Linked DNA regions of Homo sapiens: all the other regions are linked to region 3. A link is a loop called in an ENCODE intact Hi-C map of the cell type or tissue named here. Cell type or tissue: mammary epithelial cell. All regions are shown on one strand. Region 1 overlaps LINC01933 (long intergenic non-protein coding RNA 1933). Region 2 overlaps LINC01933 (long intergenic non-protein coding RNA 1933). Region 3 holds the start of GLRA1 (glycine receptor alpha 1). Region 4 overlaps GLRA1 (glycine receptor alpha 1).

Evidence for each region. A loop is a pair of places that touch in the nucleus more often than their neighbours do. Peaks named below come from ENCODE experiments on the same cell type or tissue, not always from the same donor. Only the 100,000 strongest peaks of a DNase experiment are listed, where the experiment ranks them.
Region 1: a loop joins it to region 3, with 13 times the contacts of the local background. A loop is called at or near these places in 5 of 110 quality-filtered maps.
Region 2: it touches region 3 in a loop (3.0-fold over the local background); 3 of 110 quality-filtered maps call a loop at or near these places.
Region 4: it touches region 3 in a loop (4-fold over the local background); 2 of 110 quality-filtered maps call a loop at or near these places.

What each region holds. Positions count from the first base shown.
Region 1 is chr5:152,139,588-152,147,587 of GRCh38, reverse strand. All of the region lies in intron 1 of LINC01933 (long intergenic non-protein coding RNA 1933), which reads right to left. Among named protein-coding and RNA genes, the nearest start is that of LINC01933, 180 kb to the right of the region's middle. In mammary epithelial cell, a CTCF peak has its summit at 4,550 (motif pointing right); no DNase peak of the experiment used is centred here.
Region 2 is chr5:152,267,208-152,275,207 of GRCh38, reverse strand. It overlaps LINC01933 (long intergenic non-protein coding RNA 1933), which reads right to left. Exons shown (of 3, transcript NR_109876.1): 2 at 7,853-7,943; 3 at 4,759-5,013. Among named protein-coding and RNA genes, the nearest start is that of NMUR2, 130 kb to the left of the region's middle. In mammary epithelial cell, a CTCF peak has its summit at 3,589 (motif pointing right); a DNase peak (open chromatin) is centred at 4,867.
Region 3 is chr5:151,920,722-151,928,721 of GRCh38, reverse strand. GLRA1 (glycine receptor alpha 1) reads left to right here and starts at 3,871. Exons shown (of 9, transcript NM_000171.4): 1 at 3,871-4,228. The coding sequence starts at 4,173. RefSeq lists a silencer at 3,379-3,591. In mammary epithelial cell, a CTCF peak has its summit at 4,665; no DNase peak of the experiment used is centred here.
Region 4 is chr5:151,820,969-151,828,968 of GRCh38, reverse strand. GLRA1 (glycine receptor alpha 1) reads left to right here. Exons shown (of 9, transcript NM_000171.4): 8 at 1-48; 9 at 6,006-6,456. The coding sequence ends at 6,296. Among named protein-coding and RNA genes, the nearest start is that of G3BP1, 53 kb to the right of the region's middle. RefSeq lists a silencer at 7,667-7,961 and an enhancer at 7,667-7,961. In mammary epithelial cell, a CTCF peak has its summit at 3,417 (motif pointing left); no DNase peak of the experiment used is centred here.

The DNA.
Region 1 (8,000 bases), 220 kb before region 3:
AGAAGAAGACACAGACTATCACTGGTTCTACATGTGACACTTGGAACTAGTTCAACCCTTTCATCACCAGCTTAAAGATGAAGCCAGCACTGAGAACAGAAACAGGAAGCAGAAAGACCCAGAGTCCATGAGGACAGTATCCAGCCACTGCCTGAATGTTGCCTAGAGACTGCCCTGCCTCTGAACTTGGAGTTATGTGATGTAATAAACTGTATTTATATTTGTTTGTGCCAGAGTTTTCTGTTAATTGCAAGCAAAAGCTTCTTTTGTGTGTTTTCTGTTAATTGCAGTCAAAAGCTTTCTTTTCCTTTCAGGCCACACACATGACATAAAACTGACCCTGGAGCTTCTGCCCCACATCATCGAAAGCAACTGCAAGAAGCAGAAATGAGACAGGAGGGGAAAGAGATCTGACAGTGTTGAGGTCCCTCGGTTCTGTGACCCTGCTCTGCGCCTCCCTCTGGACTTGAGAAAGCTTGGGTCTTTCCAACTCCATGTCCCACAACAAATTCCCTGTGAGCCCTCAGCAGGGATGTATCAGTCTATTCTCATGCTGCTAATAAAGACATACCAGAGACTGGGAAATTTATAAAGGAAAGAGGTTTAATTGACTCAGAGTTCAACATGGCTGGAGAGGCCTCAGGAAACTTACAATCATGGCAGAAAGGGAAGCAAACATGTCCTTCTTCACACGGCGGCATCAAAAAAAGTATCAAGTAAAAGGGAAAAGCCCCTTATAAAACCCTCATATCTCGTGAGAACTTACTGTCTCAAGAACAGCATGAGGGTAACCTCCCCCGTGATTAAATTACCTCCCGTGGGGTCCCTCCTATGGCACGTGGGGATTATGGGAACCACAATCCAAGATAAGATTTGGGTGGAGACACAGCCAAACCATATCAGATAGGGTCTGCACAACAGCGGAAGGAGCCCTAGTTAAGTGCTGGGAAAGGAAGTTTTAGTCCTGCTCTTACCACCGACTTGCTGAGCAACTCTGGATCAGTCTCTTCACTGGACCTCTTATACCACCTATAAATGAGGAGTTTGATGGAATATCTTTCACGATTAAGAAACGTGTCCCAGTAATTCCACTCCTGTGAATATATCCTACAAGTAAACTCAAATGAACACTGAAAGATGCAGCACAGAGATGCCCGTTGCAGCATTATGTGTAGTAGCAACCTGTCTACCCAAAAGTTGTGTAAATGAGCTACCACATGCGCCAAATCGGGCTCACAGCCTGTTGAGGTATGACTTGTGAGCTAAAAATGGTCTTTACATCTTCAAAGCATTGTTAAAAAGAGAAATAGGACAAGAAAGAGGAGGAAGAAGAGAAAGGGGAGGAGAAATAGGTGGTACAGAGATCCTATGACCAACAAAGCCTACAATATTAGGTATCTGGTCTTTTGCAGAATACATTCGTTGGTCTGTAAGCTATAGTATAAACTTCCTGTGAAATAAACGGGCCATTGAAAACAGAAAAAAAACCCTCATGCGCTGACATGAAAGGAGATCTACTACATATTGTTAAATAAAAAATGCAAGTATCAGAACAGCATGAGTAGTCTGATTACATTTGTGTCAAAATACAGGATGCAAGTTATTTATAATGTATATGCAAATAAAATATCTGAAAGGACACGCAAGAAACTTAACAGTTATTGCCTCTGGGGAAATTAGACTGAAATGAAGGTAGTGATAGGGAGAAAAATCCTTTTATATTTTACTGTATTTTCTTCTCCACTCAGATTTTTACTATAAGCACGTTATGGCTTTCACCACAAAAATGAGCCAGTTGGACAGTACGATCTCCTGGGACACCTTCAGTTCTGAGTCTCTCTAGAATAATAACTTCTAACACTGAGTTACTATTTTTTCCAATTTGCTACTACTATGATAAACACATTCAACTTTTTGCTTCTTTTAATCTTCATAACCACCTCCTGAGGTTATGAACACTTTCTGCCAGATGAGGAGCCTCAGACCCAGAACTGTGATTTTTACCCGAGGATTCGAGGCTCTGTCTCCACTGCCTCAGTTTCAACAGCAACACCATCTGGCCTACCTGAGTGTCTGAGTGAGTCAGAGCGGGTCAGAGTGAGGTTAGCTAAATAAGCAGAAAAGAGCAAAAGATATAACATATGATTTAAAGAAGGCCAGAAAGGTAATATAGCCAAATAATTCTCTTTCTTGAGTCCATTTTAGACTGCTAATGAACAGAAGGCCAGGGTGAGAGGTAAATTTTTCACTTGGAAGTAAAGGAAAAAGGGTAAGTGCTTTTGATCACCCCTCAAATCATATGTAAATGGAGCCTACTCTGTCCATGGGGGAGGCTGTATGACCATGGGTAAACCGAAGGCCCTCTCTGAACCTCACAGCTCTTATTTCTAAAATGGGGAGGTTAGCCTGGATCAGGCAGGGATCATATACTGTTGGGTTACAAAGTGTTTACAAGGCCAAGCTGATCAAGATAATGGATCAGGGTGGAAACTGTAGGGAACTAGAGAATTCTTGACCTATTTAAAGCAGGGCAGAGTCTTTTTTTTACTTATAGATTGCTGCCAAGGGGGAATGCAGACCAGTGTCATCAAATGATCTGGTTTTCAAGAGAAGCCAGAAATTCAAATTTCTAAATGAAAAAAAAAAAATCAAATTTTAAAATTGTGTCATCTCATCCTAACATTGAAAAAAAAAAAAAAAAGAGCACTCTAGTGCCAAAACAAATGCATCCACGCATAGCCTACAGGCCTGCCAATCTGCCTCTAACAGAAAAGGTCATCAGGGACACTTGGAGCTCCAAGTCATTGAGTCCCTGATGCGGGTTGTAAGGGCTGCATTCCCCAAAGGGCAAATTCCATTAAGCTTCCATTTGAAACATCTATCACAACCCTACCTGTTTCCTTTCTCCCAGTTACATCTCCTGCTCACCCCAGCAAATAACAATTGGCAAAATCCAGAAAGTGAAAGTGCCAAGCAAGAGGAGGAATAAAGCATTGACTTCAGCCATCTGTAGCCAGCAACAGGAGATGAAGTACACCCTGAGGAAGTCAAGGCATCCTTTGCTCACATGACTGACTGTCTCTTTCCTGGGGACAATCCCTACAGAAATGGCAGAAAAGTCTCTCTCTCTTTCCCCTCCTGCATTCAAGCAGCCACTTGCCTCCTTTCTTTCCCCTCTGCCAGTATCCTCAGCTTTTTTTCGCCCACACCAGCGATTTCCATGCACGGGAACAACACTCCATCTAGAAGTGACAAGCCCCCACCACCAGCAGACTGTGACGGCCCAGCTTGTTCTTCATTCTGACGTGGCTGCAAGCAACACTAGGCTCCTTGGCGACAACCTCAAGGTGATTGGAATACTGAAAGCCCCAAGATGGGTGTGTTCATGTGCACGTGCACACGTGATAAGAACAGCAATCATTCGAGCTCTTGACAGCCCTCACACTGTAGGAGCAGGAGAAGCAATCCATACAAGGGAAATGGGAAAATAAAAACTGCCATATTCAAGCATCAGCCATGACCCCCTATTGCATGCAGAATAAAGCCAAATTCCTGCATTCAAGGCCACCTACCTCCCAGTAGCTTTTCCAGTCTCATCTTGAACCACACTGTCTCTAGAAAGCTATACATCAGTTACTTAAATATTTTCCCTAAACTCTCCCACCTCCCAGTTTGCTCACTCTAGCTAGAAGGTGCTTCCATTTGGAAAGAGGTAGATTTTTATGTTTAATGAAAAAAAAAAACTTAGGAAATTTTGTTCTAGCAGTTCCATTACAGAACCACCAAAAATAATTTCCAACTAATACCACTAGGCAATCATGGAACTAATGGTAAATATTATTTATTGAGCACCTACTATGTGCCAGATACTATACTGAATGCTTTATCTGCCTTACGTTATTTCACTCTCACAACCACTCTATTAGATGAGAACACAGAGGCACATAAAAGCTTAAAGGATACCCTATCCAATATCACACAGCCAACGCATGGCAAAGCCAGGAGTCAAGCCCAGGACCTCTGTCTCCAGAGCTTTCAGCCTCACCACTGGGATATATTGTCTTTCTATGGGAAGATGCGTATCGAGGAAAGGGAAATGAAACAGGATGGGGTAGTCTGAGTTTTAGTCCCTGCTGGGTCTTTGTCACTTTGGACAGGTCATTTCACCACTCTAAGCCTCTGTTTGGCCCTTCTCTAAAATCAGAGTCTAAATATAAGACCCAAAGGATGCGGTTTGTGATGCCATATACAAGTAATTTCATCCAGATTTATTACAAAAGAGATAAGGGGAAAAAGAATAGCACAACTGAGCTTAAGGGAATAGAATGTTTGGGGAACATAACCAAAATGGGGTGGCAAACAGAGATGTGGATAAGTTAAGCCACGGAATGATCTAAAAGTACACTTCTCTGAGACAGCCTTTGGAGAGGCCTGTTGTGACTGAAGGGACCCTGGGTACTCTACTCAGAAGGTTTAACTCCAGGCTGAAGCTCTCAGCCCCTGGGTGAGGGTCCAGATAAGCATCACTGCAGATTCTCCAGTGTCCAGCAGAGGGCACCCACGTCCACCTACTCAGCTGCTCAGAGAGACTTGGCAATCTGGCTTCAGACATCCCCTTACAAGTTACTTGTCTATCCTGCCTTGTTTCCCCTGATCCATTTACCAATGGGACTGGAATAAACCAAGGTATGGGAATAGGCCATTTAGAAGCTAAATTTGCTCCTATATGCCTCTGAATTTCCAAGAAACATGTTTAAAAGATGACGAGGCTGTGCAGCGGTCCCGTTCCTCCCCTGCCATTCTTCTTTGTTCCTCGGCCTCTCCAAGCAGAGTCCAGGAGATAAGAGAATCTGCCTGGCTGGCACTCTTGCTGCAGCTTCTCTGGTTACTCTCGGGGGATTCCTGATTTTGTTGAGAAGGGTTTCTCTTTATCAAATCACAGGCCTCCTCCGAAATGGCCCAAGAGACCATCACCGCCTGCCGGGTGCTGAAATATGTTATCATTAGGCTCAACATGCTATTTAGTTAATTAAATGTCATGCTTTTGATGGCATTAATTAGACCCGCTGCCGATTCCTCAGAAAACAAAACCAAACAAACATAAAAAAATCACTCCTAACCCAGGGAGACTCAATGGAGCCAAAGTGAGATCTTCCTAAATCCCTCTCTCCTCCCAGGACAAAATTAGTCCACATGGATCTTTGAACAGCTCAATGAGCTTCATGATGTCATTTTTCCTTTGAGGGATGATGTTATTAATGTTCCTGGTATTTTAGAGCAGTTAATGTTTTTATTAATAATGACATAATTGTCCTTTATAGGAATGTAATATTTTAGAGGTTGCTATGGACTGAATTGTGTCCCCCTCCAAAAAATTTATATTCATAAGAGTCATGTATAAACAGGTAGCCACATATCCAGAGATCTAAGAATTACAATGATGACAAAGGGTCAAGGTGGACAAATAGTCAGATGTGTCCAGGCACTACCAGGAAAACAGCAACATAAGGCAGGCCCAAGATTGACGGCATAAGTCATCAAGTTCCAAGATACAGACATAGGCAGCAGGATCTAGTAGAAAGGCTATTGAATGAGTGACCAAAGGCCTGTCTCTTATTACTGGTGATCTTCAGCAAATCATTTAGTATCTCTGGACTTGGTTTCCTCAGCTTCAATTGAAAAGAATGGACAAGACAATCCCTAAAAGTTCAACCTCCAAATCCTGATACCAGGGGTCAAAAGTAAGGCAGAGGCAAACTTCTAAGAGTCTGGGCTACTAAGAATTTTGCAAAGCAGAACCAGTGTCCAGATGTGGAGAGCCACAGTAGACAGGCTTATGATAGTTTAATGGGGGACACTTTTGAGAGTTAAGCAGGAGCAAGTCATACTTCATCAGTGATAATATGTATAAATGGACACCACCTCAGCAAACCAGTTCATGCGGCCTCTAGCTTATGGGAGATGGACATCTCAGAACCTCAGACTGTGCCTCATGCCCCACAGTTCTCCATCTGCCCAGCATGTCCTGATAGCACTGTCCTGCTTAGCGGATTCATCCTATCTTGGCTTGGCTTGTGTCCCAACACAGAGGTCCACTTGGGGCCAGGCTGGGGGTTTTCAGAACAGTCTAAATCCTCAGCAGATTCCTTAGGTTAAATGAGAGGGATAGGCAGATTCAGCAGGCAGAGGCTGAGCCATTCTGAGATATGGCCAAGTTACAAGAAAAAGTATATTCAGGCTGGGCACAGTGGCTCACACCTGTAACCCCAGCACTTTGGGAGGTCAAGGTGGGTGGATCATTTAAGGTCAGGAGTTCAAGACCAGCCTGGTTGACATGGTGAAACCCTGTTTCTATCCAAAAATACAAAAATTAGCCAGGCATCATGGCGAAGGTCTGTAGTCCCAGCTACTCAAGAGGCTGAGGCACAAGAATTGCTTGAACCTGGGAGGTGAAGGTCACAGTGAGCTGAGATCCCACCACTGCACCCCTTGGGCAACAGAGTGAGACCCTGTCTCAAAAAATTAAAAGTATATTCAACTAGGACCCAGGAAATCTGAGTTGTAACACTAGATAGGTCATTGAATTTACGTGTATCTTTGTGAAAGTCACTTAATTTTTCTGAGCCTCAATTTTATCCCCTATACAATCGAGGGAGAAGCCTGGTTGTTGTCTGGAATTTTCTGCCCTAATATCATAGCGTATTACACTTTTTATAAACGTGGCACTTTACCTTGGCAATCTGAAGTAGAAACAGAAGTGAGGTTTTAGATTTTCAGCTTCTCCTTCAGACAGTGAACTCTCTAAAAGCTCTAACCATGTCCATTGCACTAGTTCTAGATATAGTGAATGTTAGGAATGATGATGGCTACTGTGAGGAGGAGGTCACCACAGTAGAGTTGACAACACCTTAAATAGCTCACATGTATACCACAGCATTTTAAATTCTGTTTGGATGATCAAAGGTAAAATGATATTTGCGTTACTCACCAGTCCTGATAATATCATTGAGCACCTAGATCCAGCCATGCCTGTAGTTAACATACTCCCTATTTTCCAGTTACATGAATTAGTCACTTTCCCCTTTTATCTTTCATGGGTTGAAAAGTTCTCTGTCCTGACTAATCCTGTTGCATTCCATTTCTATCATTTGTAACTGAAAGAGGCCTCAGAATATACAAGACATCAAGAAAGTAAGATTGCCACATATAATACATAATACAAAGCTAGATTTAGATGTCTCTGCAGGTTTTCTTTTGTATAGGTCAAGAGTCAGAAGGGGGAAATTTTAGAACCAAGATCATGCTGATGTCAAGAATCTGCCAGATTAAGTTGCAGAACTGTTTGTTGAAATGCCCTTTTACCCAGTCATGCTGAGCATTTTAAACAGTCTGCAGTTTGGTCCTCAGAAACTTAGCTACCTAAAGAGAAGTATCTATCTCTTATGATGGCACAGTGTTAGTAAAGTAGACAAACACTCCAAAAAGATGTGCCGATGAGCTGTATGTAATATATACTTGAGGACAGTGACAGCCACTTATTGAAGACCTATTGTGTGCTAGGAATGTCCTGGTGGCCATTCCCACAATAATCCTGGGTATTTGATATAATTATCCCCATATCATTAACACTGATGTTCAAGATCACAGAGATTAAGTGACTTTTCCAAAAAGAGTCAGTGGTTCAAAGCTTGGTCTCCCAAGTTCAAGCCCAGTGTTCCTTCCACCATGCCACAGTAGCTTTCTATCCACAGAATGAAGGGGGGTCAGTAAGATACTAATAGCACCAAAAGAGGGGTAAATAAAAACAGCCCAGCCTTGAAGGTGGAGGTGCTTCAAAAGGAAGCACCTGTTTCCAAAGGGTCAGAGCCTGTGGTAAGGAAAGGCATGAGACAAGCTGTGTTCACTTCCTGACAATCCTGCAAATCCTTTCCTAAACTCATCATTATCTTTCTTTGCTCTTCCATCTCCATGTAACCCCCAAAATCAGTCTCAAAGTCATA
Region 2 (8,000 bases), 350 kb before region 3:
GATATTTAGTTTTACCAACTAAAGGGAATGAAGAGAATGTTATTTCCCTGTTGTGTGTTCTTGGCACCTTTGTTGAAAATTAATTGGCCACAGTTGTGTAGGTTAATTTTGGATAAGGAGTTAATATCCAAAATATACAATTAACTCAAACTACTCAATAACATGAAAACAAATAACTCTATTTTAAGGGCAAAGAAGCTGAATAAACATTTCTCAAAAGGAGACATAAGAATGGCCAACAGATATATTAAAAAATGTTCGACATCTCTAATCATCAGAGAAATGCATATTAAAACTAAAATGAGATATTACCTCGTGCCTGTTAAATTAGCCATGATCAAAAAGATGAAAGATAAGTGTTGATGAGGATGTGGAGAAAAGGGAACCCTTGTACACTGTTGGTAGTATTGCAAATTAGTACAGCCATTTTGGAAAACAGTATGAAGGCTCTTCAAAAATTTAAAAATAGAATTACCATATGATCCAGCAATCCCACTTTTGGGAATATATCCAAAGAAAATGCCATCAGTATGTTGAAGAGTTATCTGCACTCCTATGTTCACTGCAGCATTATTCACAATAGCCAAGATAGGGAATCAACCTAAGTGCCTATCAATAGATGAATGGATTTTTTAAATGCAGTATATGCACACAATGCCATACTATTACTCCTTAAAAAGCAGGAAATCCTTTCATTTAAGATAATATGAATGAACTTAGAGGACATCATGCCAAGTGAAATGAGCTAAGCACAGAGAGACAAATACCACATGATCTCATCTCGTTTGTATGTTGGATCTAAAAAAAGTTGAACTCAGAATTAGAGAGTAGACAGCAGACTAACACAGGAACAAAAAACCAAACACTGCATGTTATTACTCATAAGTGGGAGACGAACAATGAGAACACATGGACAAAAAAAAAAAAAAGTAGAGAGTAGAATGGTGGTTACCAGAGGCTGGAGGTGGGGCAGGGGGTTGTGGACAGGGAAAGGAGAGATGTTGGTTGAAGTTTCAGTTAGGAGGAAAAGGTTCTGGTGGTCTATTACATAGCATGGTAATTACAGTTAATAATTCAAAAGACTGGATTTTAAATCTCACCACAAAGAAACTGTAAGTATTTGAGATGATGGATCCACCTAATTTGATCATTTCACAATGTGTTCATGTATTGAAACATCACATCACATTGTACCCCATAAATATGTATAATTAACATTTGTTAGTTAAAAATAAAATTTTAAAAAGGCAAGTGAGAACAATCATGTAGCACCCTGTAGGCCACAGTGAAGAATTTGAGTTTTATTCTAAGGTGGCTGGAAGCCACTGAAAGTTTTACGCAGGGTAGGACACTATACAACTTATATCTTACAGAGATCATGCACTTGACTTATAAAAACACTCCATGCAGGATCCTTCCTATTCTTTCCTGGTTTGTAGAAATCTCTGAGGCCCTAAAAGAGCTCAGAGTATCAAGACAAAGGTACCCTGTTGGGGCTCCTAGATAATCATATGAGTGGCCCCATGCTAACCAGGAACACTAATGTTGAGTTGTTATGGAGTAAAAATTCACTTTATTTTATTAAGCCAATGAGAAAAGAAAGGAGGAAAAGAGAGAGAGACGGAATAAGAGGAGGAGAGAGGGAGAGGGAAGGATTATTCTGGCTGTTACATAAAGAATTCAAATGTGGGGTCAGGGAATGAACAAAACAGGAAGTATAAAGACCTTCTCTTTATTTCCCTTGTAATACTTTACATAGAACAGGTTCGTTCTCTGTCTCTCTGTCTCTTCTTTCTTCCTTTCTTCCCTTCCTTTTCTATCCCTTTCCTTCCCTCCCTCCCTCCTTCCTTCCTTTTCTTTCATGGATTCAGTCAAAAACCAGCTAAACTATGGCACGAACAAGTAGACAACCACCTTCCTTATAGACGCTGGCTGTTAGGGAAAGCAACAGAAAATAAAAGTGGCAGCCCAAGTTGACCTAAGACAACATCCACCAGGTACCCTACTTCCCCTTTCAGAGCTAGGTTTGATCTTTTTTTCATCAGATGATGATGATGATATCAAACCTCAGACTGCCTTTTCGAGTCCTTGGCAGATACGCAACATTGGCTTTCACACCATTGACTACAAAAATAACAAGGCACAGGTAATTGAGTTGCAGTCTGTAACCAGGTAATTGCTAACCCAGGACCTCCTTTGCCAGATCCTCCTACTGCCCAAGCACTATATGTACATTACATGTGTATCTATATTCATATTTACTCACCAAGAAGCATTCATTAAGCACCTACTTTGTACTAGGCACAGTTCTGAGTGCTAGTTATACAATAGTGAGGCAAATAGACAAAATCTCTGCTCTTTTCTCACTACATTAGTCAAAAACCACGGACAAGACAGATGAGACCCCTAGTCTCATAGACAAATACACATCATTTCAGATGCAGATAAAAGGTATGAAGAAAATAATAGACTGTAATAAAATAGAGTGTCTGAAGAAAGAGCAGCAGAATGCAAAGTGGGGCAGGCATGGAAGCTGGCATTCTTTTACGGAGGAAAGAGGTGATAAACAAACAAGCAAAATGTGTCCAATGGATAAAGCAGGGAGGATTGGAGCAATGATGAAAAGAATATTAAGAAGTGGGTTAATATAAAGTCATGTTTTCAAGCCTTGTGATTTTTTAGTTATGGGGGTCAGGGAAAAGAAAGGAGTCAAGGATGTCTCCTCTACTTCTGGTTTGTGCACTGGATGGTGGTGTCATTTAGGGACACTGAAGGAAAACCAAATTTGTGGGGAGAAGATCCTGAGTTTTGTTCTGAACGTTCCTCTGTGATGTTCAAATGGCGACATCAAGTAGATAGACAATCAGCATCAATGACATTCAGATGATAATTGACATTTTGAGCATGGATGAGAGTTCATAAAAATCTGATCTACACTGCAGGTTGGTATGACAGCCCCATGAATTTGTTCATGAACAGACTCTTCTACTTTCCTCTCTACCATCCTAAGATTGTGGCCCTTGTCACATGGTTCAAGATGGCTACTAGAGCTCCAGCTGTTAAGTCTGGTCAGGCAGGAAGCACACTAGTGTTTCCTCTCTGCCATTAGCTTGCTTTTAGGCCTTAGCAAACTCATTTCCCCCCTTGGACCAGTTTGTCCATTCAATTTGTCAAGTTCCTTGTTGTTTTATCACATCCTGACTCTGTGTCAGAATGGGAGTTGACTGGCTTCCAACCAAAGCCAGTCAACTATTTAACTATTTCATTTCTTATTGGTGCTTTGGATGGGAGTTTTCCAGGGAACTCAGGGTAATTGCTTTTGTCTCTGTTTCCCAAGGGGCTGACTTTGATTCAACACTCTTCTCATCTGCAGGTTAAATTTGGGTCTTTTATCTGCATTAAACTTACCGGGAACTATCCTTTATGTGGTGTCAAACACATCACATGGCTGGCTATTACTGGCTGAATTTAGACTCGCCCTTTCAGCTAAAGATCCTGGGTTGTGCTCTGATGGTCGGGGCTGAGCAAGTTGACTTTCATCTCCCTTGGGATCCTCTCTCTGAGAGCTGTGGGTAATCTGAACCAGCCACTGGGTGTCAGCATTGCTTTGTCCATTTAAAGGAAAAGTAGATATTTGTGTGGTTTGGGAGTTGTTCATGCAGTAAGTTTGGGCTCTAAAGTGAGCACAACCACTTTACAATTCACATTTTACACAATTCACATTTTTTTGGCACTTAGCATCAACCAAAGGAGTTCGCTTCTCTATCATTACATCCGGACTCTTCCTGCTCGTTTTGGCTCTTCCATGTCCCTCACCTGGATTACTGCAACAATCCCCATTTCCAGTTTTGTGTTGCTGAAGTCTATCTTTTTCATCCAGTTACAATCAGGACTGTAACAGGCTCATTTGCTAATAATAAGCCACCTGTCACTGGAGGTTTGCAAACAGAAGGAGGAAAACTACCTGGCAGGAATTTTTGTAGAGAAAAATTTATGTAAATAAATGTATTATAAATATAAATATAAACACACATATATGTTATATATATGTATATAGTCACAGGTTATAAATATTTGGTCCACAATGGCCAGCATATATAACAATGGTCCCATAAGATTATAATAACCTATGTTACTATATCTTTTCTATTTTTAGATATGTTTAGATACACAAATACCATTGTGTTACAATTCCCCACAGCATTCAATATAGTAACAAGTTGTACAGGATTGTAGCCTAGGAGTCATAGGCTATACCATATAGCCTAGGTGTGTAGCAGGCTATACCACCTAGGTTTGTGTAAATATGCTCTATGACAGCAGTCCCCAACCTTTTTGGCACCAGGGACCAGTTTTGTGGAAGACAATTTTCCCCAAGCAGGGAAGGGGGATGGTTTCCAGATGAAACTGTTCCACCTTGGATCATCAGGATTAGATTCTCATAAAGAGCACACAACCTAGATTCTTTGCATATGCAGTTTGCAATAGGGTTCATGCTCTTATGAGTATCTAATGCCTCTGCCGATCTGACAGGAGGCAGAGCTCAGGTGATAATGCTGGCTCACCCACCACTCCTGCTGTGTGGCTCAATTCCCAATAGGCCACAGACCTGTACCAGTCTGTGGCCTGGGGTTTGGGGACCCCTGTTCTAATCTATCTTTTTAGCAAAGAGAAAACATGTCTCAGGCTCAGAGCCTTGGCAGGTATATTAGCTATCTATTGCCACATTAATATCTGTAGGAAACAAAAACAACTCAGTGCCTTTCAACAATAAACTTTTATTTAGCTCAGGAATCTGCAGGTCTGTCTTTAAGACCAGTGGTTCTTTGTTCTTGGTCTGGACTTGCCTCAAAGTCATGCGGTTACATTCACAGCTGGTTCTTGGCTGGGATGACTGGACTCTGCTTCATGTATTTCTCACATCTTTTCAGTACATTATCCCAGGCATGTTCTCATTGCAGAGGAGCTATCCCAGTCACACAAGAGTTTTTCACGCTTCTGTATGTGTCAAATCTGCTAAAACAACATTGGGGAGAGCAAGTATTATGGCTGAATTCAGAATCAAGAGATGGAGACAGGAACTTGCCTAGTAGTGAGGGAGACCCAAAGTCATGTGGCAAAGAATATGACACAAGGTGGGATGAAAGATTCATTAATGGTCTCAGTGCATCTACTAGAGCAGGCAAGGTTGTCTAGCCAGAATTTAGTAGAATGTCTTTTGTTGTATTTTTTAAACTTTCTTTTGTGCCAAGTGATGAAGGTTTTCAATGACGGTAGTAATACAAAGTTTCTTTTAAAAAAAAATTTGAGACAAATGTAGGTGAATGTAAAAAAATCTTTTTCAAAAAGTAGGCCATGTTATACAGAGGTATGGCAAAAGTTATCAGAGGAAGGGAGTGACAAGTTAAGAAAACTGAAACAGGATGACTGTAATTGAGACTGCAAGCAGGGGATGCATGCAAGAAATGTTGCAGACTAAGCAAAATCAGGTTACTCCATGTGAACACACTCCATGTGTTCTGCTGAGTTAGGCTAAACAAACATTTGTTGAGTGTCAACTACCTGCTTGACACAGTAGCAGAAGCCCGAGTAATAAAGATGAAAAGCTCAAAATCCCTCCTAAGGCAGTAACTATAACTTTGACATACTAGGGTAAACTGTACATATAGTTGATGTGTTTCTGGGTATCTACAGAAATAGCACTAAGCTTAGGCTGGGAAGTGGGCTTTGGGAAAGGACTTCCCAGAGAAGGCTCTGGAAGGATGAATAGAGGGTGCCCTGGTGAAAAGGGTAAGAGAGGCAAGAAGGGGGGTCTCCAGGCTTGAGCCTTTAAAGGCATGCAGAATATAAAATTCTCCTTGGAAATTTCATTCTTACTGAAGCCCCATGTTTGAGACAGGACATGAGACTAACTGTTGGGAGCAGCCAGGCGTAGACATCTCTAAGCTAGAATTCTGAGTTAGGCAGCTTAGAATTTATCCGGTTATGAACAACAGGGAGTCATGGAAGGTTCTTAAGCAGAGAAAAGACACAGTTAGTTTCGTGTTTTAGAAACTTGCCCACCTATCCCTGCATCCAAAGAGATATCACATCTAATCTAGCCACATTTAGCTATATATAAAAATACACAAGCAGCCATGTGTCACTTAATGATGGGTATACATTCTGAGAAATGTATCATTAGGCAATTTTATTGTTGTATAGACATCATAGAGCAGGGGTCCTCAAGCCCCAGGCTATGGACTGGTACCAGTCTATGGCCTGTTAGGAACTGGGCAACACAGCAGGAAGTCAGTAGCAGGTGAAAAAGCATTATCAGCTGAGCTCTGCCTCCTGTTAGATCAGTGGCAGCATTAGATTCTCATAGAACCATGAACCCTATTGTGAACTGTATATGTGAGGGATCTACGTTGCATGCTTCTTATGAGAATCTAATGCCTGATGATCTGAGGTGGAATAGTTCCATCCCAAAATCATCCCCCAACCATCTGTGGAAAAATCGTCTTCCACAAAACTGGTTCCTGGTGCCAAAAAGGTTGGGGATGGCTGGATTAGAAAGTATTAGAGAAGTGTTACAATGTACACACAGGTCAAGACATCACAGAATAACCCACCCTCCATGCCCAATGTACCCCATAAATATACACAATTATTATTTGTCAATTAAAAATAAACAAAATTTAAAAAGAGAAAGTGTTAGAGAAGTGTTAAAATACTAGCACCCAATTCAGAATGTCTCCCTGAAATAATTAGACAGAATGAAATGAAACTGCAAAGGGAATAATTGTCTCACTTCATAACTCAAATGTGATTTATAATAGTTTACATATAAAATTACCTCTCCCACACTTTGTGATAGACTGCCCTAGTTCTCACCATTTCTAACTTTTTTGTGAACAAAGGATGCTTCCAAAATTGTCTTAGGCTCATTGCCTAAAAACTAAAGCCCAAATTTGATTCAAATTCTAGGTGTTCCATGATTGGTCCCAGCTTTGCTCCCCGCCCCACGCTTACACCCACTGTGTCCCTTTCTTTGCATAACCAGTGCAACAACCCAACTTCTTCAATGTTTATTGAGCACCAATGGCAGCTGCTTAGGCAGAGCCAGACCCTAGCTAGGAGGTGGGGGAAAAGGTGATGATTAAGATGCAGCCTTCACTTTTATCAAGCTCTCAGCTTCTAAGTAAAACATGGAAGCAGCCACATAACTCTACTGTAGTGTGTAAAAAGTAATTCCAGAAAACTATAGAAATCCATAGGATTGGTATCTAACACAAACAGTCAGAAGTAGGTGAAGCTTGATTTAGAGATGGATCTGAAGGGGAATTCATGCCATTATATAAAACGAAACCTCTCCAGAGTCTTCTGCCACAATCTGGAATAAGTATATACTTTTCTGGACCCCTATCGTACTTCATAGCACATCTTTTATTATTTATACTTCATTCATCCATTCTCTTAGACTATTGACTCTTTGAGAACATTGATCATTTATCTTTGCACCCACCACAGCAGTAGCAGGTCATGAAGCAAATACCAGATACTGGCACATGTTTGGTTGATGGATGGGTGAATAGATGGATAAATGGATGGGTGAAAGAGAAGCTTTTGGCACATTTAAGTGTCTTCATTTAGGTAGCTACCTAATCCTGCGATTCCCAAATCTGGCAGCCCATGAAGTGTATTTAGGGAGCTTTAAAATATATATTCCCTGGGACCTGCTTCCTTAGAATATTCTGATTTGACAGACATAGGGTGGGTCTCAGTAGCCTATATTTTAGCACACTTACCAGAAGATCCTGATGCATCTGGTCCAAGGACTGCATGCTTAGGGATCATAAGGCTAACTCACCTGAGTGTCACATTGGCTCCATACTCTCACGTGTCCTATTTTTGAGATGCTTGGCCTCCTTTTCACCGATGGTTCAGCCTACTCAGATAATCTGCAAGAGGAAAGTACACTTATGACTTGGAAAATTCCATAAGGAGTTGTAACAGCA
Region 3 (8,000 bases):
TCTTAATTGAAACAAACAAAAAAATAGTTGAAACACCCTTTAGCTATAATTAGGGTGCTTGTGTTCTTGTCCCAGCTGCGCTATGAGTCTAAGGGGTAAGTCTATTAACCTCTCTGTATATAATTTTCCTCTTCTGTACTCGAAATGTTGAACAAGACTATCTTAAAGAATTTCTCACATGGACTTTTTCAGTAGCTCCTAACTAGTCTCCCTGCTTTCATTTTGCTCCTGCCATCCCAGAAATTTTATTCTTGGAGGTAGTACCTGCTCTAGTCCCCAACTTCCTCTCTAATCTCATCTTCTATCACTGTTCCCTGCACTCACTCTGTCCAGGCACACTGGTCTCCATGCTGTTTCTTGTACACTCCAAACATACTCCCCTCTCCGGGCTTTTACATTTGCTTTTCCCACTGCTTAGAAAGCTTTCCATACCTGCCCCCAAGGTTCACATGACTCATTCCTTCACTTCCTTCAATTACATAAATGCCTTTTCAGGAGCCATTCTCTGATATGATCACCTTACATAAAATAGCACCTCCATGCCACTCTCTGCCCTGCCTTTTTCTTTTTAGTTCTTATGACTGCCTAACTCATCATATATTTCCTTGTTTGTCTTGTTTTCCTCCAATAGAAGATGCATACCTTTAGAATAGGGCTCTTGGCTTGTTTTGTTCCCTGCTATATCCCCAGTGCCAAGAATAGTACCAGATACACAGTAAATGCTCAATAAATGTTTGTTGAATGAATAAAATAATGAATCTTTTCTAGTAATAAAATAAGTCTCACCGTGTGTCAAAATTTATTCATACTTAGTAGGGCTCAAATCTGGCTACTAGGATCTATAAGAGACCAGTCAAGTATTAGAACTACGCTGGAGTCAGACTACACAGAAAAGTTACCAATAGAAATGAGCCATTAGCTGAAGCCAATCCATTCCATTCCTTGAAGATTTTTGTTTCATAGCATGGTAAGCTACAATAAGGTTAGACTTAAATATTTATTCTATGCAGTTTCTTGCAGTGAGAAAAGTGGCATTACTACCCTCATTTCACTTAGGCCTGGAGTTTAGTCATTTATCCAACATAACCAACCTTTTTGAAGCAGAGATAAAATAAGGACATAAATCCCTGACGGCCAAGCCCACAGTTGTTTATTTTCAATAGTGACCTAAACAAGAACAAAAAGATCTGTACAGGCATAAATATGTGATATGTAGGGTAAAAAGTGTAGATTAACATGAGGGACTCTTCCCACTGAACTTCTGAAGCAACTGCATGTTCCAAAAGTTTATCTTATATACTGTTTATTTTATACACTATCAGTATATACTGTGTTGTTTATCTTATATACTGTCATATCCCCAATACTTGGCACATGCTCATTTCATGTGTACTGATTAAATGAAAGTATCAGCCTCATAGTAAACAGAGGCCTATTAACAAACAGGTGCCCCTCCACCACCCCAGGTAATAATTACTCTTACCTCCTGCACAGGCCACAGCCTTGGAGCCACTCACACTCATGAACAGCAACACACACTCAGCACCCCTTGAAGGAAAAGAAAAACAAATTTCCACATACTGCATCACACCTGGCTATGCAGGTATTTCCTAGTCAGATGAGGAACCAGGACAAAATTGCCAGCTTACGGCTTGTTTCAGTACTTCTAGGACCACCACAAAGACACACATAGATACATACACATCTATGTGTATGTAGAGAAAGACCCATTTACAAATACAAACGTACAAATACACATATGCATATCAAAATCACTTCAGAATTAGGCACGATACAAATCATAAATAAATTTGTATACACAGTAACCTACAAGCTGGTTTTGCCCTAGCATACTCACAAATGTACACAAACACATACGCAAAGATAATACTTACCTCAAGGTTTGACTGTGAAAAGTAAATGAGATTATGTGAATTCACAGTAATTTCTGACACATAGAAACCATGCTAATAAAGGTTAGCTCTTGATTACATATATAAAAATACATATATTATACATTATATTTAAATTTGTATCCAACTCATATTAATATACACCTTCAAAACAAAATTTCCTTTTCAGTCACTATGCAGAATATCATGGAAATTCTAGACTGTGGGAGCCAATAACAGAACCGGTAGTGTGGGGTATGCTATTGTAGTACAGGGGGAGGGGAGGGGAAATCCTACTGGTAAGAGGCTAGTAAACAAGACTTTTCAGATCCTTTCTGCTTGGGAGAAGGCCTAGCCTTGGAGGGAGCTGAGCTGATGAGTATTCTTGGGAGATCAGCCAAAGGAGTTTCTAACGTTATTGGGTAAGGAGGAGGGGTTGTCCTCTCTCAGTAGCCTTGGGCGAGAGAGTCCCCAGAGTCCCAATGAGTTCAAATCAGCCAGAAAATCCTTTAAAGTATTTATCCTATAGTCCCACAGCTTGGGGAAAATCTGATTAACTCCATCTCACCAGATGGGCTTTACAGTGAAATGTATAGCTGGTTTCTAAGATTCAAATAAGGTGGGAAAACAGAGGAAGAAATAACGAAATGTGAGTCATAACACATCCCTGTGTGTACAACTTGGCTCTGCCATCAATTTGGAGCAAGCCACAGCTCTGTGAGGCTCAGTTTCCCCAGCATATAAAAGGCGAATAAAACTGTCTCCTGTCCAGTTGGAAGAAGGTGCTTTTATTCCCTCTCAAAAGGGTGCCAGCCACAACACCTCCCACTCAACGCTGGAAACTGCTCAAAGAATTTCTCTCGTATTTCCCTGCTGCGGTGACCCTGGAGGGGGTCTTTATCCACCAGACTTCTTTTTGGATATTCCTCCTTTCTTTCTAGGGCCAAATATTATAACTTCAGAGCTCTTTTAAAAAAAATCAGGGATCTGGTTCAACTCTTCCCTTTTAAAAGGATAAATTGAGCCCAGAGCACGTCTTAACAAGGAACCATGTGTTTTACTCACATACAACTGCATTCTTTAAAAATCAAGGCAACCTTTTGAGAGACCTAGAGAGATTAATTCCATATCCTCTCTCACCCCACCGCTTACACGGAAAGAAGCTTGGGGGTAGGAAGGGGATTGCGCAGATCTCGTCCAGCACTCTAAGCGTTAAATTCAACCCGGAGTCTAACAGGCTATTGGCCGAATACCGGGAGAAGATCTGGTTTTCGTAGCCGCGGGCCAATGAACACCTCGAGTGGGAGGGTTTGAAGATACTAAGGAGTTTTCCCCCTTTTTTTTTCCCCCTCAACCCCCTCCCATCGGCTATCACCCCTCCCATCCCCCACGCCTCCAGTTTGTTAAATTAATGCAGTAAGAAAGTCTGAAGATCTGAAGGAGTCTTGACCAAGGGAAGATGAGCGAGCTCAGAAAACCGAGATGCATCTGAGACATTGGGCTTCAGAGCCCCGCGGGGTAGCCAGGGACCCCGGTAGCCCCTGAAACTTGCCCTGGGCTCTCTGACGCCTGCGGCCCCGAGCAATGGGACACCTTTTCTGCAGTGATCACAACTTATTCGGCGGGGACCGGGAAACAGGAATAGCAAGGCGACAGCAGACCCGCACAGAGGCAGGAGAACGAGATTCCGAGACTGGATTGCGATGCGCCAGCCTGGCACACTCTCCGAGATTTAACTGAAGGCAGCGCCGTCAACCGCTTTCCCCTCGCCCCTAACCCCCTCAGGCCGGCCCAGAGCCATAAAGCTCTGTTCTCTTTACCCAAGATGCTCGCCCAATCCAACGGTCCGAGGCCAGCGCTCTGATCTCCACAGAAGATTTTTTTCCTTGCAGGGAGCTGGCCGTTTAAACAGAAAAACAGGGGTTTAAAAAAAAAAAAAAAAAAAAGGAAATATACCCACCCCCAAACGTGCCTCCCCAGCGCCGCAGGGAGCCAACAGACACGCTGGAGTTTAACAAACAGCAATACTCTTCGCGCTCCTGAAAAGCAGGTCTGGACGCTCTCCGTGGTGCTGAAACGCCTCGCAGCCGCCGCTGTCCGTGGTATCTACGACCCCCTCGCTCCAATTTCCCCTGGGGCTCTCCCTCCGCGCCCCTGTTCCCCGCCTCCCTTTAACATCTGGATTATTTTTTGCAATAGCGCTTTCTGGTTTTGTAAGTGCCAATTTGAAACATTTTTGCCCCCATAACTCGTGGACTACAAAGCACAAGGACCTGAAAAATGTACAGCTTCAATACTCTTCGACTCTACCTTTGGGAGACCATTGTATTCTTCAGGTATGCAATTTTCTACTGACCACATCGCTCTGATGGAAATGGGGGGAAAGAGTACGGAGGCTACCTCTGTCCGTGGTCCCATCATTTTGGGGAAGAGGGGTGCTGTATTCCACTGCAATCGGGTCCTTCCATCCCCCGTCTCCCTTCTCCCCCCTCCCACCCCCCGCCACCCACCCCACCCCCGCCCGCAGGGTGTCTGGCTTGTGCGTGGAGGTCTGAGACAGTCGCTGTTCTGGCAGCTGTTTGCCTGTTTCTTACGGTTTGTTTGTCCTTCTGTCTGCTACACCCCCCACTATTGGTCCCCAGCCCCACTGCATGTTGGCTTTCACTCGGCTGAGGACTTTAAAGGGAAGCTTTAGGAGTTACTCAGTTTAATTAGGACTGCATTCTCCCTAACCGCAGTGCCGAAAACCTCAGCTTTCCCGTCTGGGAGCCAAGTGACAACTAGCGGTGACGGGGAAGGTTGCACTCAAACTCGCTGGACACAGATCATTTCATTTTCTGTCCTTTTTTGCTGTTGTTTTCTTTTTCTGCGAAGAGGGAGGGGGATTACTAAGGCTGAGTGCTTGGAAACAATAGTATTATAACCTCAGTGTGTAAAGCCCTGAACTTGGGTGCAGAGTGGATCTATTTAGGAACATACTGGGAAACATTTCCCTTTTGAAACTTTGACTGCCTCTTTCCCCAACCCACCTTTCCAAACTCTGTTAGCTGCAGATCCTGAACTCATGAGCAATCTTCATTTGCTTTGTTTTTAAATTTATGCTTATATTTGACTCAACAGCTGAGTTATCCCATCCACTGTCTCTCAGGTTAAAATTTTCTGCCTGAAGACTTGTCTTTCTTATGTTAGTAGAAGTGAAAAGTGAAAAATCACCTCTTTAAGAAGCATTGAAATAGATAGTCCTTTAGTAAGTGTGTGAATCATACCATCTTCAGAGATGGCTATGATAAATTCCACTTATATGAATTGAAAAACATTATTCTTCTTCCATGACATGCAGGGATCATTAATCTTCCTCATTTTAGATGCCTGCCTCTCATATTTTACTGTGGCATTGGATTAACAGTCATTTGAAAAACCCACCCCAAATTGTTTTTAAAAATAAGTGGTCACCAAATATTACCCTCTCCCAACATAAAACAGCAAATAATTTTTGTTTTATTACAGTTCATAGGAATTGCTGATTTGACTAATCTGTTGGCTGGTTTATTAAATGACACCTCCCCTCAAATAGTAAGTTTCTGTATTTCAGTCTCTTTTCATGTCTCTTGAGATGAAGAAAAGGCATCCCCCCTTATCTGAGATACCCAATGCTAAAGCTTCTAATCTCCTGTTCAAACAATTATTTTGTAGGCCACAGAGTCCTGACCACAGATCAGACTGCAAATAGTCAGAGAGTCAGATAGAATGAAAAAGTACAACAATCCAGGGCCTTATGAAACGTATCAAAATGTGGCTACTTTATGGGGGAAAGGGCAGGAAGTATTCTATTTATAATATGAGATCCTTTATCCCCTGCATATTTAATAGAACTACAAATGTATGGAGGTTGGGTACTTTGTAACATTTGTATGCAAATTGATTCTCTGCTTGGTCTACAGGAGACAGAACTGAACCAGAGAGATTTAAGAGCAAATTAATAGAACCAAGCACATCTTTCTCCCCACACACACTCTCTCTTTTTTTCTTGATGAGCAGTATGCAATGCTTGATTTTCCTCTCCAGACATTGTCTTTCACAAAAGGGAGACTCAGTCTAAAAGGTCTGGATTGTAGTCATTTTGATAAGGTTATGAATCCACTGTGTTAATTCTTCAACTAAGCTGGTGGTGGCCTAACAGAAAACATCATTCTACATCTCTTTCCCCTACGTGCGTGAACGCACACATGAGCTACAATGGATGTGGGATATAATTCTACGTGTTTATAAGGAAAGAAGAGTTATAACTGTGGAGAGCTGGAAATGTGGGTGGCACCACTGCACTTTCAAAATATAGGAACGGCTACTTCATTAGGGGAGTAAATGTTGATTTTTGAAACACAATACAGACAATAATTGAACTCAGGAAATTCAGCAATTTTTCAGAGAGATTAAAAAAAGGTCACAAGGAAGCAAAGTGAGCAGATTGTATTTGTTCAATTGGTATTTTCATTTCTAAGTCACTCACTTTTAAAATTCCAGGTGAAAATACAGAAGCATTATAATGTGAGGACTTATTAGAATGTATTTGGGGGTAGATGGAGGCTGGCAGGTCTCTAGCAGGTTCCATGTGAATAAACCCTTCTTCCCCAGGGGATGGGTGCTGTGTTGGAATGGCCAATCCAATCATCTCAGTCACCCAGGTACTCCTTAGAATAAATGATGCCAGCTGCTCACCTTGTTGGGGAAATCGGGGGCTAGGAAAGGCTCTCAATAACAGACATGCTGCATCAGCACATAACCAGCGAAATGGCAATAACAACAGCAAAACAAACAAACAAAAACAAAAATCGAGTGAATGAGGCGGAAATCCCATATGGTACCAACACAGAGGAGGAACTGGGTCTTAGAAAGGGAAACATGGGGTCCTGGAAGACAAAAAGCATTGCATGCTCATCAACTGTGTCTTCATAAGTAAGATCGGGTGATTTGGCTAAAGTTCCTGATTTGATATTTTAAAAACCTATGGTTCTAAAATTCAGTAAGTGGCATTCTGAGAGTCAATAACCTAAATGTTTTCCCTTATTTTCATTTGAGAATGGGGCCCTGTAGCCAGACTGGTCAAAAATAATAGGCAAATTTTTTTAATGGTAGAAGCACGTTTCTTTCAAATGTCCTCTCAAGCCGAAGTGAACTTGGCTTTGATCCCCAGAGCCCTTACAGAGGCTTATGGCTGGGTCAGGCCCAGTATGACCCCAAAATTCTCTTGCCTTCTGAGCAACTCAAACAGACACATGTTTCTCCAGCTCTGCGCTGTTGACACTTTTAACTGGATAATTCTTTGTTATGGAAGTTGTCCTGGGCATTGTGGGATGTTTAGCCGCATCCCTGGTGCTAGTAGCACTACCTCCCTGAGTCATGACCATCAAAAAATGTCTCCAGACCTTGCCAAATATACATCCTGGGCAAAGGGGAGACAAAATTGTCCAAGGTTTCAAACCACAGTACAGAATGACCAAATTTTTAATCAGCTGCTCCAATGTAGTAATTATAACGAGGAGGAAAGTCTAGCTTCCTTGAGAAAATGCCCCTCATGAAATATATAAAGCACCCTGATAAAACAAAAATGGACCTAGCATGTGCTTGAGAAGGGAATAAAGGCAGGGAGATAAACCAGATCTAATCCCTGGGTGGTTTTCCCAAAAGATGATCAGCTTTTCTTTAATGTGCTACTTCCCTCTTCCATCCCAGTAGATGCTTCCTTGCACTGGATTTTGTACTGAATATGCCACTCAACTGCTAACAAAGGTCATCAAAACCTTGAAGGGAAGATGTTTCTATCCACATTAGGATCAAAAGGAAAATGACAAATACATTGTTTCATATCTCAGTCCTAAAGAAAAAACCTACCCAGTTGAAAGGTGAATGGGCTTTTCCTTGAGGTGGCCCCTGTGGCTTCTCCATCTCCAGGCTTGTCAAGAAGGGCAGATGACTGTCTTGATTTTTCCCTTCTTGAAGGAGAGCTGTACTCCACCTTGAATCTTACCTGCTGCATTTTGGCACTGCAGAACGTGCCTAGGAGTTTCTGACATGGCCCAAGGACTTTTCTCCAAGGAATGAAGTTCCTTG
Region 4 (8,000 bases), 100 kb after region 3:
CAACATAAGGAGCTGCTCCGATTCAGGAGGAAGCGGAGACATCACAAGGTAGGCCTTTGGGTCACTGCCTAAGGAGGGACAGCTGTTAGTAAACAAAAGAGTTCTAAGCAGTATTGTCTTGTGTTATTTGTTTCAATGGTCCATCCTTCTCAATGTGCAAGGCAGGTTAGAAATAGGAATTAAAGACCTAGAGGTCTCAGCTTTCCCTCCCATAAATAATGCCCTAGGTGGGTCTATAGGCAGTCACTCTTCGAATCCTAACAGTAACACTACAGAAATTATCAAGTTATACCTAAAGGCGCAACTGATTAACTAAAAGCTGATGGGGTCAAGAAAATAACTAACTATAAACCTAAAAGATTGGGAGGTGTCCACTGGCTTTTTTCTGCAAGACTGCATTGTTTTAATAGGCTTGATTCCAGAAGACAATTGCACCACAAAAGGTGAGATCTTAACGTAGAATGCCCAGGTTCAGGCCTTTGCTTCCTGCCTCTAGGAAAGAGGCAACAAGCAAGATCTCTGCCAGAGTGGGTTCTCTCTCCATATGAGGGATTGAATAAAGGAATATTTGACAGGGCACCTCTGAGAAGTTACCAACCTCTGTTCACGAGGTTGTGCACTGACCAAAGAATGCCAATGGGGAGCATGCAGCCTGCTGGAGCAAACTGCTCCATACCGTGGGTCCATAACTAGTTCCCCAGAAGATCCAACCACCCTAGCTTTTTTCTTAGTTCTTCAAACATACACACAGGATTTTAAATATCTTGTTCTCTTTCCCTGTACTGCTCTTCCAGTGCACTGTGTGTCCTAGCAAATGCCACGTTCTACTTGAACTTAATTTCTAAACTTCTAAAAATGTATCCTGATTTAAAAGCATAAATTCAATGATGTGATTTTTTTAAAGCCGATCTCTTCCACCAAATCGCAAGCTCCATAAAGGCAGAGACCGTGTTTGGTTTTGCTCTGTGCTATATCCCTGGTGCCTAACACAATGCCTAACATATAGTGAGCATGCAATAAGTATTTGTTAAACAAATGAACAAAGGGATAAACAAAAGATTAGGTTGGTGCAAAAATAATTGCAGTTTTTGCCATTAAAAGCAATAAAGAAGAAGCCTTCAGACAGAGAGTCTGAAGTTTTTCCACTGACAGATTAGGGCAACCAGGGACCCACACATTATGACCTGTCATAGTGTTGCAGGTCACAGTACATACCTGCAATATGCCAGGTCCTACAAGCTTTAGACTGACCTATTTAAAATCGTTGTCTATTAATCAGTAAAGCTCAAAAATAAAATAAAACAAAACAAAATAGTTGTCTGCCCAGGCGCAATGTGCTGTGACAAAGGACCCTGCCTCTTTAGTTTTCTTTAGTATGAGACTTTGAGCTAGCCTACTTGGGCCCAGGTTCTTCATGTGCAAAATGCGTATAAAGGGAAATTCTGGTGAGAATTAAATCAGAGGATGCCAAAGTAGCTTTAAGTTTTGTTCCTGCCGCACAAGTGCCAAGGATTAAAATGATTACATATACACACATTTCCATCAGTATGTTTCTTAAACATCAGCAATCTGATTCAATTAACTTCTGGCAGTTTACCACAGGGAGGAGGCCGACGTTCCAATACAGAAGATGTCCATGGGAATTAAGATATCACCATCCTTCTAAACTACATTGAAGGAGGAAATTGTCTTGGGTTCAGCAAGCCAGATAGAACTTCTTAAATGACCCCTAGTTTTAGTTACTCTATATTGTCCATTTAATACCTAGCCTCTGATGCTTTAAAAAAAAAAAAAAAAGTCTATTTAAGCAACTGGCATGATGGCTTGTGCCTATAATCCCAACTACTAGGAAGACTGAGGTGAGAGGATTGCTTTAGCCCAGGAGTTCCAGACCAATGTGGGCAACATAGTGACTTTGTCTCAAAAAAAAAAAAAAAAACAGAAAGAAAGAAAGAAACTGACCAAACGTAAGTATCTCTAAGATTTTATTTTTCCATTTTCCCTATACACTAGCTGCTTTTTGTAATTTCATCTGCTAGAGACATTTGTTAAAAACACTGATTTGAAAAGATCATGTCCAAGATATTTTACTAGCACCAGCCCCTTTGATTGAGCACTGCACAGCTCCAGTAGATGCTGTTTGTATGGACTAAAATGGGAATGGAGCCTCCTGAAGATATGTAGTATGGTGGGCCTATGGTACTTTCAAAGGCTGCTTCTACGCTCCCTAAGTATCTACCAGTTTGACACACTAAAAGAAAACAAACACTATCTCTGGCCAGATAAAGTGTGAATAAGGCCACTAGCTAGATTTGATCAGATTCTCCTGCTCTGTTCCCTCCTTTGAAGATACCTCAGCAATCACCCTATCCACTCCTTCCATGCAACTGATGAGAGAGACCCACAATAGCAAGGCCAAGTCACCGGTATCATGAGGCACTGATGGCAAAGGCAGGAGAGGTGCTAAAAAACCCGAGGTTCTTCTCCAAACATTAACCATACCACCATGAGTTCTTATCTGTTCATCAGTGTGTCCATCCTGAAGCAGATAAAAATTGTCCTGCATTTATTAGATCTTAAATAAAAACTAAGCCTCATCCCATGGCGAAGGTCAAAAACTAGTAGCCGGAAGGCCAGATTTGGTGTGCAAATATCTGTACTTTGGCCTGGAGTGTTTTTAAAATCTGGACTTAAGGGGTCAGCATTTAAAAACCACACTTCTGGCTTCACTAGAAAAAAAATCACAGCATCCAGCCACACTGAATGTGCTTCCCATAAGGTATTGGTGCACTGGAACTGCCTTTAGGTAGGGAATGCATTTTCCAGTTAATACCATCCCTTCTAACCAGGGATATTTTTCAGCCCCAACTCACTTTACCACTCACATTTCTCCTGCCTGCCTCCTTCTATGCATTTGAATTAACGTAATCTCATTCATAAGGGCTCTTAAGTTGGCCCAAATGTCAGAAATTACAATGATGCAGAAGTGAGCTCACCATAAAGAATAGTTTCCTTAGAGTAAGCCGCTCTGGAAGTGATTTGTACCCTAGAGGTGTACAAGCTTCTTCTGCAGAAACTCTCTTTAACAGGAAGTTTGCAGAAGGGATTTTAAGTCCCAGATGGTGAGTGGAGAGGAACTAGCTACATGCCTGAATTTCTCAGAGCCTGTGATCTTGGACAGCTTTCCCAACTCCCACCATCTTCCCATGTTGCCTCATTTGTTGTGCACAAAGCATCTGGTTCTCGAATTCTCTGGCCAGCCTCCTTAGGCAAATTATCAGGAAACCATATCTGTGAGCACCAGACTCAGCAGGCATACTACTAGCAACTTCCCTGAGCTCCAGAGTACACTACCAGATTTCCCCTGCTCCAGCTCTAAGCAGCTCCAGATGCAGTTGGGCATGCATTTCCTGCCACCTGCTGGTTCCAATAAGAATAGCAAGCCTTTTACCAGTCATTCCTAGGGAATTTTTCTCCCAGACACAATATGAAATTGATAATCCTCTAGCTAGATGGGGCCTTCAATCCAAACCTCTACTCCTCCTACTCCCATGTTTAACAGATGAGAAAGGCAAAGAATAATTCACCCAAAGCAGCATAAAAAGTTAATTTGGTGCTTCCCCCTACGTAACTAGGTCCCAGTTTAAAATAAAAAATAAAAATAAAAATAGAACAACACCCCAGCTCCAGCAAGGGGAGATTTTCATTGAAATGCAATAGAGTCAGACTTAGACCCCCTTCTAAGTACTAGGTCCAGCAATTTGGCTGGCTCTCCCCAACTCCTCTCCTTGGCCCTGGCATTGAATCTTCTACTGTTGCCCTATTCATAGACAAGTACTTACTGAGCACCTGTTTGCCAGGCACTGTAGGTGGCACATCCTCTTCCTCCTCACTTTTGCAATGAAGATGTTGGACAAGATTCATTCATTTTCCAAGGATTTCTTCAGCATTTACCATATGTCTCAAACCCTTCTGGTGCTAAAAATACAACTCCATTTAAACAAACAACAACAACAAAAAAGGACACTAAAGCTGGTGAAGATATACAAGTAAACATTTGTTCAACAAACATATACCAAGTTTTGAGCTTATGAACCAGGGACTATGTTCATATGTTCAGTGTTGAGAGTGCAGTGAACATGACAGACTTTGCACGGAGCTTATAATCTAGTAAGAGACAGACGCTAATCAAGAAATTACCATACAATGTGATAAGAGCTTTAAAAAAAGACGGAGATATATACAGAGAGCTTATGGAGCACACAGCAGGAGCGGCTAGCCTATACTTGGGAGCTCAGAGAAGGCTTCTAAGGAAGAATTAGGTGAAAGAGGAGTTGGAGACAAGAGATGGGGTTCAGAGTGTGTTCTAGGCAGGGAGAACAACTTGCACAAAGGCCCAGAGTTCAAGAAAAGAACCATGACATTTTCAAATATAAGGAAATATTTCAGTGACTAAAGCATAGAACACCAGATAGAAATGGCACAAGATGAGACTGCAAAAGCAGGCAGGGTCCAGGTTCTAAGGCCTTGTTTATCATGTTCAGGATTTTAATTAACCTGAAGTCAGTGGCAGCCTATTAAAAGGTTCTAAGCAAAAGATGACCAAGATCTGTGTTATAACGACTCAGATGGGTTGGGTGGTGGGGGCAGATTGGAGGCTGTTGCAATGGTGGGCTGGACACAGTGGCTCACACCTGTAATCCCAGAACTTTGTGAAGCCGAGGCAGGAGGATCTCGAGGCCAGGAGTTCAAGACCAGACTGGGCAACATAGCGAGACCCCCATCTCTACAAACAAGATAAAACAAAACAAACAAATCAGAAGGTGGCCTACCCTACAGGAGAGATGGAGAGGCACCAGTGAATCCTATACTGAGTTTTTCTCTGTTGGCCCGGTCCTGCACAGGAACAAGCAGAAGACGGTGTTCTTTTCCTGAAAGCATTATCTAGTTGGGCAATGTGAGCTGATAAAACTTCCCAATGCCAACATTGAATCAACAGCTGAGACCAAAACATTAGACTCTCAATTCCTCCTCAGAGCTCACATGCAACGATAACAAAGCTGGACATGAGGAGAGCAGACAATAGTGCCTCCATGATTCAGACCAGGGCAAGACCACCATGACCTGGGAAAGAGATGAACTAGAAGGATCAGGGCAGCAGGCATTTTGGTAGTGAGCATAAGGAAGGGACGTGAGAAGGCACAAGAGAAAATGTACAAACCTGGAGGGCTGCAAAGTATCTGGTGGGGGAGAAGGAAAGCCTGGAAAGGTAAGTTGGAGCCAAATGATGAAGGGTCTTGAATGAAAACTTAGTAAAAATCCAGAGGTCTGTCTGAAGTTACAACTGCCAGGGATGTGGGAACGTAGAGGCAGGAAGAAGCTGTGGCTTCCCTGGCTTGTAGAACGGAAGTGAGGCCCAGAGCTCCTGCTCCATCCTGGCCCATAGCCATCCCCCTTACCACCCACTCCTGGGAGTTATTAACTGGGGAATGGGATGGGGAAGAGGGCAAGGAAGCAACAGAGGCAAAGCAGGGGATCTGTCCAAATTGTCCTCTGAATTTCTAACTAAAACCCAGTACAACCTTGAATATGTTCTCAATTATAACCTCTGATGGTCAAAAGAAACTTGTGGAGTAGTGGGGAGAATCTTATCCCCCAGGTAGAAGAAAAAATGAAATAAAAATCCCCGAGACTCACAGAAGGAAATTACTTGCCTATGGTCATACAACCAGCAATTGATAGAGCTGGGACTTGAACACAGGTCTCCAGACTCTAAACCACATTCCTATCCCCTGTTTTGCATCTGTTTCAGCAGGCAAGTGGCGCCCCTCTATAAGGCAGAACTCCCCAGCCAGCCAAAAAGCCTCCAGAAACCTAGAGTGATGCAGTCTGGAAAGCAGGGAGAACCAGATAGGCATGGCCTGGCCCCCAAGGGAGTGCCTTGCAGGGAGGGTGCCTAGCCCCTGTCTTATTTTAAGTAGAGCCCCATGTTGAATCTATTCCAGGAGGATGAAGCTGGAGAAGGCCGCTTTAACTTCTCTGCCTATGGGATGGGCCCAGCCTGTCTACAGGCCAAGGATGGCATCTCAGTCAAGGGCGCCAACAACAGTAACACCACCAACCCCCCTCCTGCACCATCTAAGTCCCCAGAGGAGATGCGAAAACTCTTCATCCAGAGGGCCAAGAAGATCGACAAAATATCCCGCATTGGCTTCCCCATGGCCTTCCTCATTTTCAACATGTTCTACTGGATCATCTACAAGATTGTCCGTAGAGAGGACGTCCACAACCAGTGAAGGGTCTGAAAGGTTGGGGGAGGCTGGGAGAGGGGAACGTGGGAATAGCACAGGAATCTGAGAGACTAAGGAAGAGAAGGGGAACGGAGGGAGGGGGCACACTTACACAACTCTCTCTGCAATATGTGCAATAGCAAAATGCAGTGATGCATGAATTTTACAATGTGGCACTATTTAACCTCAGATGGGCTGTGGGCGGGGGGTCAGGAGGGACTTTTCTAATACAGCAACTGAGGGCTGGGAGGAAAGGAGGGGGTAAGGGCAGGGGGTGGGGGATTGGGGAAATAATAGCTTTCAAAAATCTGTCCATGGGCTGTGCAGTTTTCCTGTTTGGAAGGAGAGCGCAGTCTGCCCCAGAGCAGAAAGAAAGTAATGTAATATATGATATATATTCATGCTTAATATTAATGCAAAACCCCAAAAACAAAAGATTTGTTTCTTAACCTATCAGCCTAGTAACTGCTTAAATTTTTAAAGTCACGGAAGTAACGGACAATTTTTCCCAGAGTGGAAACAGTCACAAATAAGCTTGCTCTGGTGTATGTCCCATATCATACCCCTCCAAACGCCATACCTGTCTTCAAACTGACCCAGGCGGACACATGCCAAAAAGCCATTTTGCCTCTGCTTCAAGAGGGCTGTGTGGTATGGGAATGGGTAGTGGAAATGGGGACAGGTAGAGAGACGAGAAGGGAGTGACTAAAGAGACGGACATTTCAGAGGCCAAGGATTGAGAATGTAGGTAACCCCAGCTCAACCCTCACATCTCAAGGCTGAGGACCACAATTGCCCCTCTCTGAGCCCTCTTGCTTCTGTGCTTCAACAACGCCCCACTCACCCTTCACCAGCACCCAGAAATGGCCAATGTGGTTTTCTCATTATATTGCCAATATGCAATCTTTTTTATGGTTAAAAAAAGTAATAATCTTGAAAGATAATATGCAGATAGACTGAGTGTAAACAGGTACTTTTTTCAAATGACTATTTTTTTGGAGAGTCTCTTTGGAACTGCAACTGAGTGCATGTTTGGGAAGGTGGGGTCAGTGGTGTGAAATATATTTATTATCTAGTGGTTCTACAGAGTAAAGTTTTAAGAGGTGAAAGGGCAGTGTTGAGTCTACTGCCGATTAGGTATAAATGGGTGGAGAGAGATGGTAATGTGGTAATGTTTAGAAAATGTTTGTTATATTTTGACATATCATATATCATAATGTGCAAAGTTTGGGGGGCTGACCCCGTTATATTTTTGTAAGTCTGTTTTTTTTCCTTTTAGGTGCTTTAACATTTAGGAAAGTTAGACAAGTATTTCTCTTTCCTTTTAATTCTGAAGTGCCAGAATTGTCCTGGGACAGGTAGGGCACTCCAGAAAAAAAGAAGGACCAGCAGACGAATTTAGTTTGGGGGTGGGGTGGGTGGGCATGGTCCTACTGACAGAAATGGATATCACAGATGGGAGGTCTGCAAGGTGGAGACAGCAGGCCTCTCTGTCCAATGTCAACAGCACTATGCCTGAAATAATGGCACCATTGTCTGAAGCATTTTCCCTGCTTTGGCCCATGGCCAGAGTACTGGGGTTCCATTTCTTTCTTTGCACTTTAGTGTCTGAGCTTTGGATCAAAGGTGTATGTAGAATGTTGAGATAGCTGACAATCAGTTTGTACTGAGGCCTGGGGTTTCACATGTGTCTTTTAAAAATCTCCAACT